Linked DNA regions of Mus musculus: region 1 is linked to region 2. Evidence: chromatin loops called from intact Hi-C (ENCODE). Cell type or tissue: left cerebral cortex. All regions are shown on one strand. Links, peaks and the distances in the headings refer to the core of each region. The heading gives the core; the rest is flanking DNA. Region 1 has its middle 12 kb from the start of Gm33951. Region 2 has its middle 17 kb from the start of Pik3ap1.

Region 1 (7,452 bases), core at 939-5,938, 56 kb before region 2:
CATACATCAGTACTGGCTAGGTGGTATTGTACAGGCATGTAAAACCCAACACGTGTCTGGTCTACCTAGAATTTCCAGGTCCACTGGAGTTGCTACATGATAAAGCCATACTCAAAAAAAATTATATATTTTTTTAAAAAAGTACTTTCTGCTTTGCTAATATGAAACTGCTCCCCATCTCCCCCCGCCAAGAAAATTTATATAAAAAAAGTACAGCAAAACAAACCCAGTAAAACCGAATCATTTCTCAGGTAGCTAAGCATTTAGCCAATCCAGCACGAGGCCATGAGGAGCTGTCAGTCAGAGATGTTAAAATGCAGCGGGCTGTTGTTAGAGAGATGGATGCTGATTTGTCAACAGAGTCTCCACTCTGCTGGGAGACAGGAGGAGGGGCTTCTGATGACTGACAGCCAGGTTTTTGTTTGTTTGTTTTGTTTTGTTTGTTTGTTTTTAGCCATTATAGGGATCACAGAATATTCTTCCATTCCCTTTAGATCAGAGTAAAATCTTGTCTACGGCGGCATATTTGGGGGTAGGGCATTTTTCTTTGCACGGCTTCTTATTTTAAAGTTTCTTAGGATCTTCTTGTTGCTGTGAACACATTCAGGACATAGCAAATTATCTTCCACTCCTGGTTCTGGGATAATACAGGCCGGTAACAGGAAGAGAAAATTCATCCTTTGGGGAGTGTCTGGAACCCAGGTCTGTCCAGCAAGAAATTGCAGGCGAACCCAACCTTTCTTATCTGCAGGGAGCTGCCTGCCATGGACAACACACCATCTGGATCCAGTGGCTTGTGGCAGAAAGGCCTCCACATTAGACGGAAGAGGACATCGATTCTTAGACATTGACTGAGCTGCTCTCATGGCAATCCTTGCCCAGGCTGCAAATGTGGACTCCTTAGGTGAAGTTAGAATTTCCAGGACACCACTCTCCTCCTTTCTCCTTTGGCACCCGCTTGGAGGCCCGATTCCTCTGAAGACTATCTTGGATTTCTTGGGACCCTGCTTCATTCTGGCCTCCCGAGATGTATTGGGAATATAACATTCTTGTTTAGAATAGGAGTGTCTCCGAAGTCTCAAATAGACCTCAACTTTCTTGCCATCCGTACTCAAGTTATGATACCGACACCACTCCCGAAGAGTGTTCCGGGACACGTCCCTAATAGGAGGCAGGCTGGGCGGAGGACAGGTGCTTGGTATGGTTCTGGTTGGGTGTTTGATTCCAGCATGCCTCACCAGAGAACGGGCTGGTGGTGTGTGGTCTAAGGTTGAAGAAGAAACATTTGATTGCGTAGGGTAGTCTGTAATTGGCTCCTCCTCCTCCTTAAAGGGGACCAGCGTTAAAATCACACTTTCTTCATCCAAGTTCTCCTCAGATTGGTTCTCGTTGAAAGTCTCCAGGCCGAAGTATGACATTTTCAGGCAGGCTTGGGAGAAGACAAAGGCGAGTTACTAACTTTTTAATATGATAATAACAATAACAACAACAACAGTAATGCAGTAGGATGCTCTTCTCTGTTACTGGCTTATTTCCCCTTCCCCCAGTTCTAACCCTGTATTTTTATTTTTAATTTATTTATTTTAATTTTTGAAGAAATATGCCTCATTTTCTAAGACCTTAAAGAACCATATTTTTTTCACAAGCCCTTAGAATCATATTTTATGGTAACCTATATTTTCCTGAACACATGGTCTTTTCTTCTAGCCTTTAGGGAAAGCAAACAAACTATAGTCTGTGTCAGATGACTGAAAGGAACACCTTTTAGAAGAATAACTAGGAAAGAGCTATTTATAGCTAAGAAGCAATCAAAAGCTGTTTCCATGGAAAATTTCTGTTACAATTGTTATATCTGAGAGCTTCTAAAGTGCATCTGAGTTAGGCAGAATGGAAGCATCTAACACCAAAGGAGGGCCTCAAAAATAATCTTATTTTAAAAAAGAAAAGGAAAGTTTGGTTTAAAAAAATCACAGAAAATACTCAAATGTCTTCACTGAACCTTAGTAAAATGTACATTTCAAAACTTTCATATTTTTTCTTCCTAATAAAAGCAAGGCCTAGTATATGTATAAACTAATGACATGTCTGGCCATTCTATGGTATAGTTAAAAGGAAGATTTTTATTGTAGATATGAGAAAGAATAGCCAGAGGTGTCTAGAAGAATCTAAAGCAGAGAGAAAAAGTAAACATACTGGACATGGCTAGGGCTATCTGCAAGAAATGGGGAGGACAGCAGGGGAGAGAGAATAGAGAATACACAGTAAGAGCAGAGAACAGCAGCAGCAGCAGAGAGAGAGAGAGAGAGAGAGAGAGAGCGCATGAATAGTTGGTGGAGAGCAGCAGCCCAGGAGCTGGAGGGAGGTTAGAGTAAGGAAGGGTAAGGTTAGGAGGGCTAGGGTGTACACTTTGAAATGTGTGTGTGTTGCTTGAGAACTTGAGTTAGTCTAGAGACCAGCATAGACTTTGATATGCTAATAGGTACCACAGGTAGCCATGTGTCCCTTCTGCCAGAGGTAAGAGAAATGACTCCTTTTGGTAGATAGGAACCAGTTTCACAAATTCCTAAGGAATGCTGACTTCTAAGTGCCAGAAATCCTCATTTCTGGATATTTGGACTGCCTTTTGGAATTTGAGGAATTTGAGTTTCCTTTAGAAGTAGCAATGTAGCCAGGTATGGTGGCACACACATTTAATCCCAGTACTCAGGAGGCAGGGGCAGGCGGATTTCTGAGTTCGAGGCCAGCCTGGTCTACAAAGTGAGTTCCAGGACAGCCAGGGCGATGCAGAGAAACCCTGTCTCGGAAAAAAAAACAAACAAACCACCACCATCAACAACAAAAAAAGAAGTAGCAATGTACACCTTTAATCTCAGCACTTGAGAGGCCATCCCTGTGAGTTCAAGGAGAGCCTGGTCTATAAAGAGTTCCAGGACAGCCAGGACCATATAGAAAGACCCTGTCTCAAACAAATAAGCAAAAATGGATGGGTGGGTAGATAGATAGATAGATAGATAGATAGATAGATAGATAGATAGATAAAATGAAAAACATAAAAATAAAAAGTGCCTCCTTATTGAACAAAGAGCAAAAACAACCTTCATTTACTCTGTGATGAGCTGATTTTCATGGGTCCTAAGAGGCAAGATCCTGAAGCTGTCAGAAATTTCCAGAAACTTCAAGGTGAAAGCCAGACAGAGCTGGGCATGGAAGGCACATGGGCTTCTGTCTTATGCAGAGGTCTGTCAGCTGGCCTCTTGGAGACCAGATACAGATAGTCTTGGAGAGGAATTCACCACTAAGGGTAAACCTTCATTACATTCTCTACAAGAAGACATTATAAAGCTGATCTTGGTTGCATGTGTCTGTAATCCCAGGAGGCTAAGGCAGGTAATAGCCAGTTTGAGACCAGGCAAGGTTACAGAACGAGGCCTCATCTCAAGAAGGAGATGCTGCCAGAAATATGTTTAGGGTCTCCAAGAAAGAGATCACCACTGCACCATAAGTGTCTAGACAAGGGAAGCTCTATCCTTGATCAGTCAGGCTCACTCAGAAGAGTGAACACAGAGGGAACACATTTTTATCCTAACTTAGGTGGTGTCGGTGTCTTTACCCCCATTGGCTGGGGTCTGTGACCTCACAGTCTTAGTTTAGGACTAGTCTTGAAAGAATTGGCACCTAGGAAGTGAAGGAGAAACAAACCATTCCACCGCTTTAATCAGCACATCTTATAAGACACGCCCTTTGCACGAAGGTTTTACTGAGTTATTAACTGAACTCCTGACTACTTTAAATGGCTTTAACCATAAGCAGCCACACTGCCAGACTGGACCTCACCTTCTCATTGAACTGCTAATTTCCTTGTTAAATCCAGGATTCAGCCTGGGGTATCACATTACACCAAAAGGCTCTTTTGGTTTTGGTTGACCTTCTTCTGGGTAGCCCTGGCTGTCCTGGAACTCACTCTATAGACCAGGCTGGCCTCGAACTCAGAGATCCATCTGTCTCTGCTTCTCAAGTGCCGGAACTAAAAGCCTGTCCCACCACTGCTGTGTTTTATAAACTGGCAGAGGCGTGTTGCATTAGCAGGGAGCATCACAGCGACCTGCCAAGGTCTCTTCCTGAACAATCAAGCCAGGAAGGCACAGGCCTGGTATGGAGACAGGAGATTCCCCACTTAGGCAACTATGGGAAACTATTTCTACATACAGGATAGAGACTTTCCAGTGAAGCTGGTTTTGGGTGGCCACATACTGTCAGTAACCCACACCCATTTTCATTACATGATAAATCCCAATTAATTTAGACAACATTGCTTAGCCCCTCCACCTCCCAGGAAGAAATTTCTTACAGTATTATAAGAAATTATAATTATAGCAAATTCTTTGTTAATGTCCTTATGTCTCATGGTATTAAGAAAGGGGACAAGTAAATAAAATAAGATGTTAGAAGGAGATATGCATGGCTGTTGTTTTAGTAAAGGGTGATTTATTTTTATATGAAGATTAAGATGACGACTGGATGATTCCAGAATGGGAAAGAAGACTGGAAATCACTTGCAAGTAATGAAGATGTGAGTGAGTTCCTCAAGGTACATAAAAGATGAGACTTAGAGATGATACGTTAAAGTTTCTAATGCCGTTGATCAATAATTACAAGGACTGACTAAGATCTATAAAATCTATGTCTAAAGTTTATTTAGAACTATCTGTTTTTTCAAACAGTATACAATAGTCAAAAGTTCCAGACTAGTGCAACTGATCTTCTGCGTGTTTAATAACCATAGTTGAAGGCTATTCTAATGTGGTCACCCAACACTCCCAATTCTGCTGGAAAAAGCCAGATCAGTCATCACCCTGAGTCTGTGATGCCATTTGGGTTTACAGCTTCAGAAGGAGGGAGATGGTATAAGAGATAGAAATCGGTTAGACAGTTTAGGATAAAAAGACCCCAAAGAAAAGCAACCCGTTTCTTTCTTGATTGAAAGCCAGAAACATCCTGGGGACTCTTGGTAGTTTCATCCCTCCCAAAGCAAAGATGCCAAAAGAATTAGGGACTTATTTTTTATTTTATTACCATAACTTTAATTGAAACTGTTTTTTCCATACAATATATGGTGATCACAGCTTCACCTGCGTCATCTCCTCCCAGATTCTGCCGCCTAGCTCTGGTCTTTGGTCTGGGTCCTAGATGATTTAGGGTTTCCTCTTTAGCAATGAGAAAGTAGCAATGAAGGCCTCTTAAGGGGAAACTCCTGGTCAGGAGGACAGAATCTCTGGCCTGGATGTAGAAATAACATTCAGTGGGGTCCTGCCAATCCCCTGGCCAAGGACAGAGACAGGGAAATTCTCTTGAACGAGGATTTGAAGGTGTTCATCTATCAGTCAGCAGAGAGCTGCCAGCCGTTAGCTTGTGACCATCAAAGGAAGTGAAAACTTAAGGGTTGTTTGGAAAGTCATTTGCGTTGAATGGTGTCTTGCTGGGACAAACACAAGGAGTGTTTTGCTGAAGCAGACACAGGTGAAAGGATATTTTGCTGAAGCAGACTCGTGAAAGAACTCGTGATGAAGGATTCTTCGATAACAACACACATTTATTGGTCTGCCTTACATTTTGTAGTTGAGTTCCATTTGTCATGACTCCATAGAGAGAAGAAATAGACCAAAAAATTTCTGGTAGTGTGCTGTGGCTTCTTGAAGCTTCTGAGGACTTGGCCGATTGGCAGAGTGACGTCAGCTGATACAGGGAGGAGTTTTGCTAAGACAGACTCACATGCTGAGGCAACACATGTGAGGTAAGACCCATGGAGGACACATGATATTTGGAGGGAGTACAAATAGGGACTCAAGGGACTGTGAGAGGGGCTTGCTGGTAGAACTAGCTCCTGCAATGCTTCTTTGGTCTCATGCCCTTGCCAATCCTTACTTCCTTGAGAGAGGCTCAACTGAGAATGTTTTTCTGGCTTCCCTGCTGGTCTGAATTCCTTCTGCTGACTCATGCTGACACTGAGGCCTGCTGACTCATGCTGACACTGAGGCCTGGCTGTCTCTGCTGGGTCACGCCACTGCTGCTGATTCATGCTTGCTATCCCGTCTCGACTGAACTGGACTGCTGGTATATTCGTGAAGTATTTTCAAGTGGATTGAGCTGCCACTGCTGGCCTGTGAACTGAACTGCTGATTTCCTGACCAATGCTGATGGGATTTGTACTAAAGAACATTTTCTAAACAGGTTCATTTCCCCTGTATCCCTTGTATCCTCTGGTGGGTGCTGGGCTAGAAGGGAGGTTAAAGCATTTAAGAACCACTGAAGAGATCAATTCAGGACCTTTGGAAAATTCCACCAGACCCCTCCTCTCCTGGAAGAGAAAGGTCAGAGAGCACACAGGCACCCCTCCCCTCCAGAAGGGAGAGGCTAACTACATTCCTCAGACCACAGGCGGGGGGGGGGGGGGGGGGGGGGGGGGGACACACGACACACGACACAGGACGACAGACGGACAGACAGACACAGACAGACAGACACGGGATGGGATCGACCATTGGCCACCTGTGGACCAGAGCAAGTAGACACATCCTGAGACTGTTGACCACCTGCAGACAAGGAAAGTCCTTGCCACCTCATTCCCTAAAGACCAATCAGTTTTTAAAAGTCACACTGTTCTGCCAATCACATTGTGCCTAATGGCTGCTGCTCTGAAAACTGTATAAAAACTCACCAATCAGGCTGCGCGTGGTCCTTCTCTCTCCTTTGTGTGCAGGGCGACCCCAGCTTGCTGGAACAATAAAATTCCTCAATTCTCAACTCTGAGTTGTCCACTCAGGGGGTTTCCGATAAGTTAAGGCTCTCAGAGTGTTACACCATCATTAAAAGTAGGTTTTGAAAAATTAAAGTTTATAATCCAATCCTCAGCAAGTCTTGGATTTCAAGGGCAGACAGAAAGATGGAAGTGTTAGAGTGATGTTTTTGTACACTCTGTGAAGATGTGTCCCTGTCCTTCTTTGCCTGACTAAGGCACCTTCTAATTGGTTAAAATAAAAAAGCCTATGGCCTATAGCACAAGGCAGAATAGTAAGGTAGGACACCTGGATAGAGGAACCCTGGGGAAGAGTCAGGCAAGGAAAGATTTGCCACTCAGACTGGGAAGAAGTCAGATGTATGAAACTGAGGAGAGTTAACTAACCATCCATGTGGCAGAACTTAGATTAGCATAAATGGGATAATAAGGTATGAGATAGTTGGAAACAGGCCTAGCATAAGGTCTAGGCATAAATAAATGAATAAGTCTTCATGTCCACAGTTACATAAAAGAAGGATTCTGAGAGAGGCTATGGTTCTGTAACTATGCCCGAAAGCCTGTAACTAAGACAAATGTGAGTCTTCCTTCTCCCTGAGGTCGTTGGCCACAGGCCCATGTGGACACAGCGGGCAGAATCGATGAACAGGGATTCGGAC
Region 2 (7,452 bases), core at 1,372-6,371:
TCTGCCTCTCAAGTGCTGGGATTAAAGGCGTGTGCCAACATGCCCAGCCTTGCCCATGTTCTCTATGGAATCTTCTGCATCTGAGATTCTCTCTTCCATCTCTTGTATTCTGTTGCTGATGCTCACATCTATGGTTCCTTATTTCTTTCCTAGGGTTTCTATCTCCGTGTTGTCTCACTTTGGGTTTTCTTTATTGTTTCTACTTCCCTTTTTAGGTCTTGGATGGTTTTGTTCAATTCCATCACCTGTTTGGTTGTGTTTTCCTGTAATTCTTTAAGGGACTTTTGTGTTTCCTCTTTAAGGACTTCTACCTGTTTAGCAGTGTTCTCCTGTATTTCTTTAAGTGAGTTATTAATGCCCTTCTTAAAGTCCTCTACCAGCATCATGAGATATGGTTTTACATTCGAATCTTGCTTTTCGGGTGTGTTGGGGTATTCAGGACTGGCTGAGGTGGGATTGCTGGGTTCTGATGATGGTGAGCGGTCTTGGTTTCTGTTGGTAAGATTCTTACATTTGCCTTTTGCCATCTGGTAATCTCTGGCGTTAGTTGTTATAGTTGTCTCTGGCTGGAGCTTGTTCCTCCTGTGATTCTGTTAGCCTCTGTCAGCAGTCCTGGGAGTCCAACTCTTTCCTGAGTCTCAGTGGTCAGAGTACTCTCTGCAGGCAAACTCTCCTCTTGCAGGGAAGGTGCACAGAGGTATCTGCCTGGAAGGGCTCTGCCAGAGCAGGTTGGGGAGCCATCTTGGGTGCCGGATCCCTCAGGGACTAGTCTGCTCACTCACTCTCTGCAGTCCGAGAGCTGACCTGCACAGACTGGTCTCAGAGGGACCCGGGCTATCAGCCACTTGTAATGGGCATGTTTACTTCACCACTGTACAAGATACTCTCTGTTAACTGCAGTTTTTGCTCACTCCTTAGTTTCCAGCATGTAAATCTTTATATCCATCATTACCTTCATAACATCTACTGAAATAAGCTTGGGGTTACACTTCTTTATTAATGGAACATTTTATGCAATAGCCTTTCTAATATTTATCATATAGTTGCTTTATACAATTTTTTTTTAAAGGCAGGGTCTCACTGTGTCATTTTGGCTGCTTTGGAACTCACTATGCAGAGCAGGCTGGCTTCAAACTCACAGAGATCCACCTGCCTCTGTCTCCTGAATGCTGGGATTAAAGGAGTGTGCACCTTGTCTGTGTAGTTTGAGGAAAAGTCTTACTGTGTAGCCCTGGCTGACCTGGAATTCCCTATGTAGACCAAGTTGCCCTCCAACTCGCAGAGATCCTCCTGCCTCTGTCTCCTGATGGCTAGAATTTAAAATGTGCCACACTACATTACTATTACATAGTTTTTGTTTGTTTGTTTTACATAGGTTTTTTCTATAATTTATTTTTATTTTATATTTACTGGTAATTTGATTGCACGTATGTCTGTGTGAGGGTGTTGGGTCCCTTGTAACTGGAGTTACAGACAGTTGTGAGCTGCCATGTGGGTACTAGGAATTGAACCCAGGTCCTATGGAAGAGCATCAGCCAGTGTTTTTTTTTAAAAGATTTTATATTATTATTATCTCTAAGTACACTGTAGCTGTCTTCAGATGCACCTGAAGAGGGTGTCAGATCTCATTACGGATGGTTGTGAGCCACCATGTGGTTGCTGGGATTTGAACTCAGGACCTTTGGAAGAATAGTCATTGCTCTTAACTGCTGAGCCATCTCTCCAGCCCCACTCCTATCCCTATTTTATTTTATTTATTTTTTTAAAGTAATTAATTTATTTTATGTGCACTGGGTGTTTTATCTCCATGGCTATCTGTGAACCACATTTGTGCTTGATGTCCACAGAGACCAGAACAGAGCATCAGATCTCCTGGGTATTAAGTTACAGAAGATTGTGAACTGTTAGGTGTATGTTAGGAATAGAATCCAGGTCCACTGGAGGAGCAGCCAGCCAGTGCCTTTAACCACTGAGCTGTCTCTCTATCTTGTCACATAGTTTTAATATAAATGGGAGTAAGTTGAAATGACTGAAAACATTTATAAAAAGTGGCAACATTTTACAACCCTGGCTTCATGTATTTTTCTTTATGTACTTTTTCTTTGATATTCTTTCTTTTTTGTTTGTTCGTTTGTTTTTAATATTCTATTTTCATTTTGTTTTCTTTGAGACAGGGTTTCTCTATATAGACCTGGCTGTCCTGGAAGTTGCACTATAGACAAGGTTGTCCTCAAACTTAGAGATCCTCCAGTTTCTGCCTCCTGAGTGCTGGAATTAAAGGCATGTGCCACCACCGCCTGCCAACATATTCTATTTTAAATCAACTTTTGGAGACATTTACATACATGAAATCAATTTATTTAAAGTATATACATCAATATTTTTTTTCTGCAAAAGAGGATGTAGAATCAATGAAATATTGTCACATCTCTGTGAGGTAGGAAACTATCCTTCTTATTCTCAGGGATGGAGGAGTGGGATGCGGTTGAGCCCACTGTCCAGTCCATTGTTTCTGTTCTGTGTGTTGAATGAATGATTGTCACATACTATCTCAGCTGAATGGATGATGGTCTCTGGCATTGTCTTTAGTGACTGCATCAGCTCCTGCTGTTTGGCTGCGCTCTCTTGTTGCTCATCCCTTCAGCAAAGGAAGGTCGGGTTAATTACATTCCCTTTATTTTGGTTGCATTTCTCGTTTTTGTTTTGTTTTGTTTGTTTGTTTTTTCAAGACAGGGTTTCTCTGTATAGCCTTGGCTATCCTGGAACTCACTCTGTAGACCACGCTGGCCTCGAACTCAGAAATCCGCCTGCCTCTGCGCCCGGTGGTTGCATTTCTCAAAGAGACCTTTCAGTAAAGTCTTCTCTTTTGTTCCTTCTGGTCCATTCCCCTTTGATCTAACGAGATCGCACACTCAAGAGACCCTTTGAGCTTTGAGAGGGATGTTTTCTACTCCTCGACCATATGCTTGGCTTTTTCCTTTCCTTTCCTTTCCTTTCCTTTCCTTTCCTTTCCTTTCCTTTCCTTTCCTTTCCTTTCCTTTCCTTTCCTTTCCTTTTTTTTTTTTTTTTAACAGAGAGATGCTCTTTCTCATGTGTCCTGAGGACTCTGGAGAGTCCTGCTGCTGGGCCACGAGTCATTCTAAAGCGGTCAGGCAGCACATGCTGGGTCCACCAGAGAGTGGATTGGAATGATTTAGCCCAGCAGACCCCACAGCTGCCCTGGGCTGTGCCTGCCATCTGGAAGTTCCAGTGCAGTCAACTGGCTACAATGTCCTGTTGTTACTTTTAATCTGGTTTCGTGTGGGTTATCACCGCTAGTAGTCCTTCCCCTTTTGACAGAACTTCCTCTTCATCTGGGATGTGTGGTAAAGGCTTCAGGGAGGAAGGGATTAAGCCTTAAGGTCCCCTTTTCTGGCAAACATCGAAGACAAAGTAAGGATTCTCTCAGCTGATCACTTCTCGTCCACTTCCTCTTCCGGGGATATTTTAGCGTGGTGGTTCTCAACCTGTGGGTAGCGACCCCTTTGGGGGTCAACCTGGCCTTTCATAAGGGTCACCTAAGACCATTGGAAAACACAGATATTTACATTACAATTTGTAACAGTAGCAAAATTACAGTTATGAAGCAACAATGAAAAAAATGTATGGCTGGGGTCACTACAACATGAAGAACTCTATTAAAGGGTCACAGCATTAGGAAGGTTGAGAACCACTGGCTTAGGGTTTTTCCTTATTCGGCATTTTCTGGAGACAGTCTGGAGTGAGAATCTGGAGATGATATTCCATGGTCTAAAACACGTAGAAGCACTGCATATCCAGAGACACTCTGCAGGGTAACTTTGATACTAACTTCCTTGATCCCTCCCTCACTTCCTGCTTCATCAGCTTTAGGCATCCAGTAGTCTCTAAAAAAACCAGATCTGGCAGGGTTGTGGCATGCCTTTAGTCCCAGCACTCGGAAGGCAGAGGCAGGTGGATCTCTGTGAGTCTGTAGGCCAGGCTGGTGTACAAAGAGAGTTTCAGGACAGCCAGGGCTACACAGAGAAACCCTGCCTCAAAACCAAAGCAAACAAATGAGAGAGGGAGGGGGAGGGGGAGGGAAACATTTTTTATTTGCTATCTAAATACACACATTTAGCCTGGATAAGTTAAGACTCATGTTTAAGCAATGAATCATACTTGAATGGTTATAGTAGTTTTATTCAAGTGCAAATGAGCCAAATGTTTATCAGATTAAAAATTATAGTATACTCTCTGTTTGTTTTTGAGACAGAGTTTCTCAGTGTAACAGTCCTGGCTGTCCTGGCACTTGCTTTGTAGACCAGGCTGGCTTTGAACTCACAGATATTTGTACATGTGTACCCCCACTTGAAAAAATTGTGGTATACTCTAACAATTCTAATGCACAATAGAAGGCACAAACCAATGACACACACACACACACACACACACACACACACACACACACACACACACACCATGGATGAGTGGAGGGCAGACACAACAGCATGCACTACGTGGTTCCCTTAACACAAAACTAGAAAATCAATTTCATCTCAATGGCAAAGAGGTTCATAGCTACCTTTGGACACAGATAGAGAGGAATGGGCTTTAAGAAGGACATGTGAAGGGGCTGGAGAGATGGCCCAGTACGTAAGAGCACTTGCTATTCTTCTGAAGGATATGAATTTGGTTCCTAGCACTCAGGTTGGGTGGCTTGTCTGGCCTCTTGGGTACCTACACTCATGTGACATATGCTCACACACACACACACACACACACACACACACACACACACACACACACACGTAAATAAAAGTAATAAAAGCAAACCTTTAAGAAGGCACATGAGGATGAATGAATATGTTCTGTGTCTTGAGGATGGTGGGAATTATATGCCATACAAACCTGTGGAAAATATTGAGATATATACCTCAAGTAAATTTAACCTCCACTCTGGTACTGTGGCCCATATGCACACACGCACACACACACACACACACTCAAATATAATAAAAAAAAAAACCTAAGTGCTTAGTGATAGTTAGGCCCCCAGATCTTAGTAGGCCCCCCAGACCCTTATCATAACTGACTCTGTGATGAAAAGTACCATTCAGGCTGTAGAACTCAGCACAGAGATAGAACCCCATTCAAAACAAAAACAAAGACCTAATCCATCAAAGTCCAAAGTTCTGGGAAAGACTAAATGTACTAGCGCTGTTTATTGGCTTCTGTAGTTCCATTTCTGGCTAACTGTTCTTGCTAACTGAAGTATGCCAACCCAGGACATGGTTTTTGTGTTTAAAAGCTCACCCTGAGAAAGGCTCAGGGATACATTGGGAATCTGAACACCCAGTGAAGTCACTGGTTGGCTAATAAAGACTTTCCGTTGGCTTAAACCCATGTTGGATCGGTCTTCTCTGGTGGGCACTCCACAATAGTCACCATACAGTAGATTCAGAACAATCTTGTTGCTATCATAATGGCTAAAGAAAAACCTACTTTTATTTCATACTTTCTTTTTTTAAACATTCTTTATTATCATTCCACACGTGTACGATGGGTGTAGGCATGCTCCTGCCACAAAGCACATATGGAGGTCAGAAGGCAACTCCGCAGGGTCGGTTCTCTCCCCTTCCACCTTTACACAGGTTCCAGGGATAGAACTCAGGTCAACGGGCTTATGAGGTAAGTGCTTCACCACTGAGTGTTCTCATCGCCCCATATTTCACAATTGTATACATCCACGCACATAAATCAGCGCTGTGCTTTGGTATTCCCTGCCCGTTATCCTCTCTTATCTCCCTTTCCTCTCCCACCAAACTGCTTTTCTTCCAACAAATGCTTCTGTTTTCATCTCTTTGTTGGTGGCCTACTGTCTTTAGAAGGGTGGATTCCTTGCATGAGCATGGTGGGAGGTTATTTTCTTAAGAAAGAACAATTTGCCAGTGTCTATATCATAGTGTGTGTGTGTGTGTGTGTGTGTGTGTGTCTTGGTTAGGGTTTTACTGCTGTGAACAGACACCATGACCAAGGCAACTCTTGGATAACTCGATGGATAACATTTTTTTTTTTTTTGAGACAGGGTTTTTCTGTATAGCCCTGGATGTCCTGGGACTCATCTGTAGACCAGGCTGGCCTCGAACTTAGAAGTCTGCCTTCCTCTGCCTCCCAAGTGCTAGGATTTAAGGTGTGCGCTACCACTGCCTGGCAATGGAAAACATTTAATCGGGGCAGGCTTACAGGTTCAAAGGTCCAGTCCATTATCATCAAGGTGGGGGCATGGCAGCATCCAGGCAGGCATGGTGCAGGCAGAGCTGAGAGTTCCACGTCTTCATCTTAAGGCCTCTAGGAGAAGACTACCTTCCAGACAGCTAGGAGGGTCTCAAAGCCCACTTCCACAGTGACACATTTTCTCCCACAAGGCCACACCAACTAATAGTGCCACTTCTGGGGCCAACAATATTCAAACCACCACCAGGGGTGTGACTTCCCACCCCTCACCAGGCATTAACTGCAATAGTTCCTCAGCCAGGGCTGGGACCCCATTGTCTCTCCATCATCCATGATAGAATGATGGCAATCTTGAATTTGTACAGGTCTTGTGCAGGTAGTCACAGCTTCTGTGATTTCATAGGTTCAAATTTTGTGTCATGTCCTGAAGTCATTTCACAGAGCTCCTCCCATCTTGCAGTTCTTAGCTTCTTTTTGCTCCTTCTTCCAACACATCACCTGAGTTGTAGGGGGGCAGGGGTTTGAGATACATGCTTCTCTCAGGTATTCAGGCCCACTCTTCTGACTTCTGGGTTCAAAACCATCTGTAACCCTAGCTCCTGCTGACCCGATGCCCCTGGCCACCTTGGGCTCCTGTGTTCATGTGCACCCCTCCCCCCCCTCAGACACAGACACAGCCACCTACACATAATTAAAAATAATAAAAATGAACCTTTTAAAAAATGTATTAAAGACTTAGAACAAGAACAAAAACAACCTGGTTTATTTCCAGATGTTTGTACCTTCTGGACTTGAAGACCAGAGGCTGAAGCCTTGTGTCCCTGCAGGGGCCAAGCACGGTGTTGCTGTGGGGTTACTGATGCCTAAGAGCACTGCAGGGTTTTGCTGTTGTACTTAACTTTGCTATACTTTAATTTTTCTGTAAGGAGTATTCTTTCTCTCCCCCTCCCTCTTCCCCTCCCCCTCTCCCTCTCTTCCTCCCCCTCCCCTTCCTCCCCCTCCCCTCCCCCTCCCCTTCCTGTCCCCTTTCCCTTTCTCTCTCTCTCTCTCTCTCTCTCTCTCTCTCTCTCTCTCTCTCTCTCACACACACACACACACACACACACACTTAAACTACTGAAGTTTTAATCTACTCAAATACTGTAACACAAGTCTAACACAAGAAGGAGACTGTACTGCTCAGTGGATCTAAAAAGATTGGCACCAGCATTGGCTTCA

The links. Hi-C counts contacts between places; a loop is a spot of excess contacts. Peaks named below come from ENCODE experiments on the same cell type or tissue, not always from the same donor. Only the 100,000 strongest peaks of a DNase experiment are listed, where the experiment ranks them.
Region 1: it touches region 2 in a loop (2.0-fold over the local background); 1 of 42 quality-filtered maps calls a loop at or near these places.

The regions. Positions count from the first base shown.
Region 1 is chr19:41,453,779-41,461,230 of GRCm38, reverse strand. It overlaps the pseudogene Gm9788. Among named protein-coding and RNA genes, the nearest start is that of Gm33951, 12 kb to the right of the region's middle. In left cerebral cortex, for the core only: no CTCF peak of the experiment used is centred there; no DNase peak of the experiment used is centred there.
Region 2 is chr19:41,398,653-41,406,104 of GRCm38, reverse strand. No RefSeq gene overlaps it. Among named protein-coding and RNA genes, the nearest start is that of Pik3ap1, 17 kb to the right of the region's middle. In left cerebral cortex, for the core only: no CTCF peak of the experiment used is centred there; a DNase peak (open chromatin) is centred at 3,300.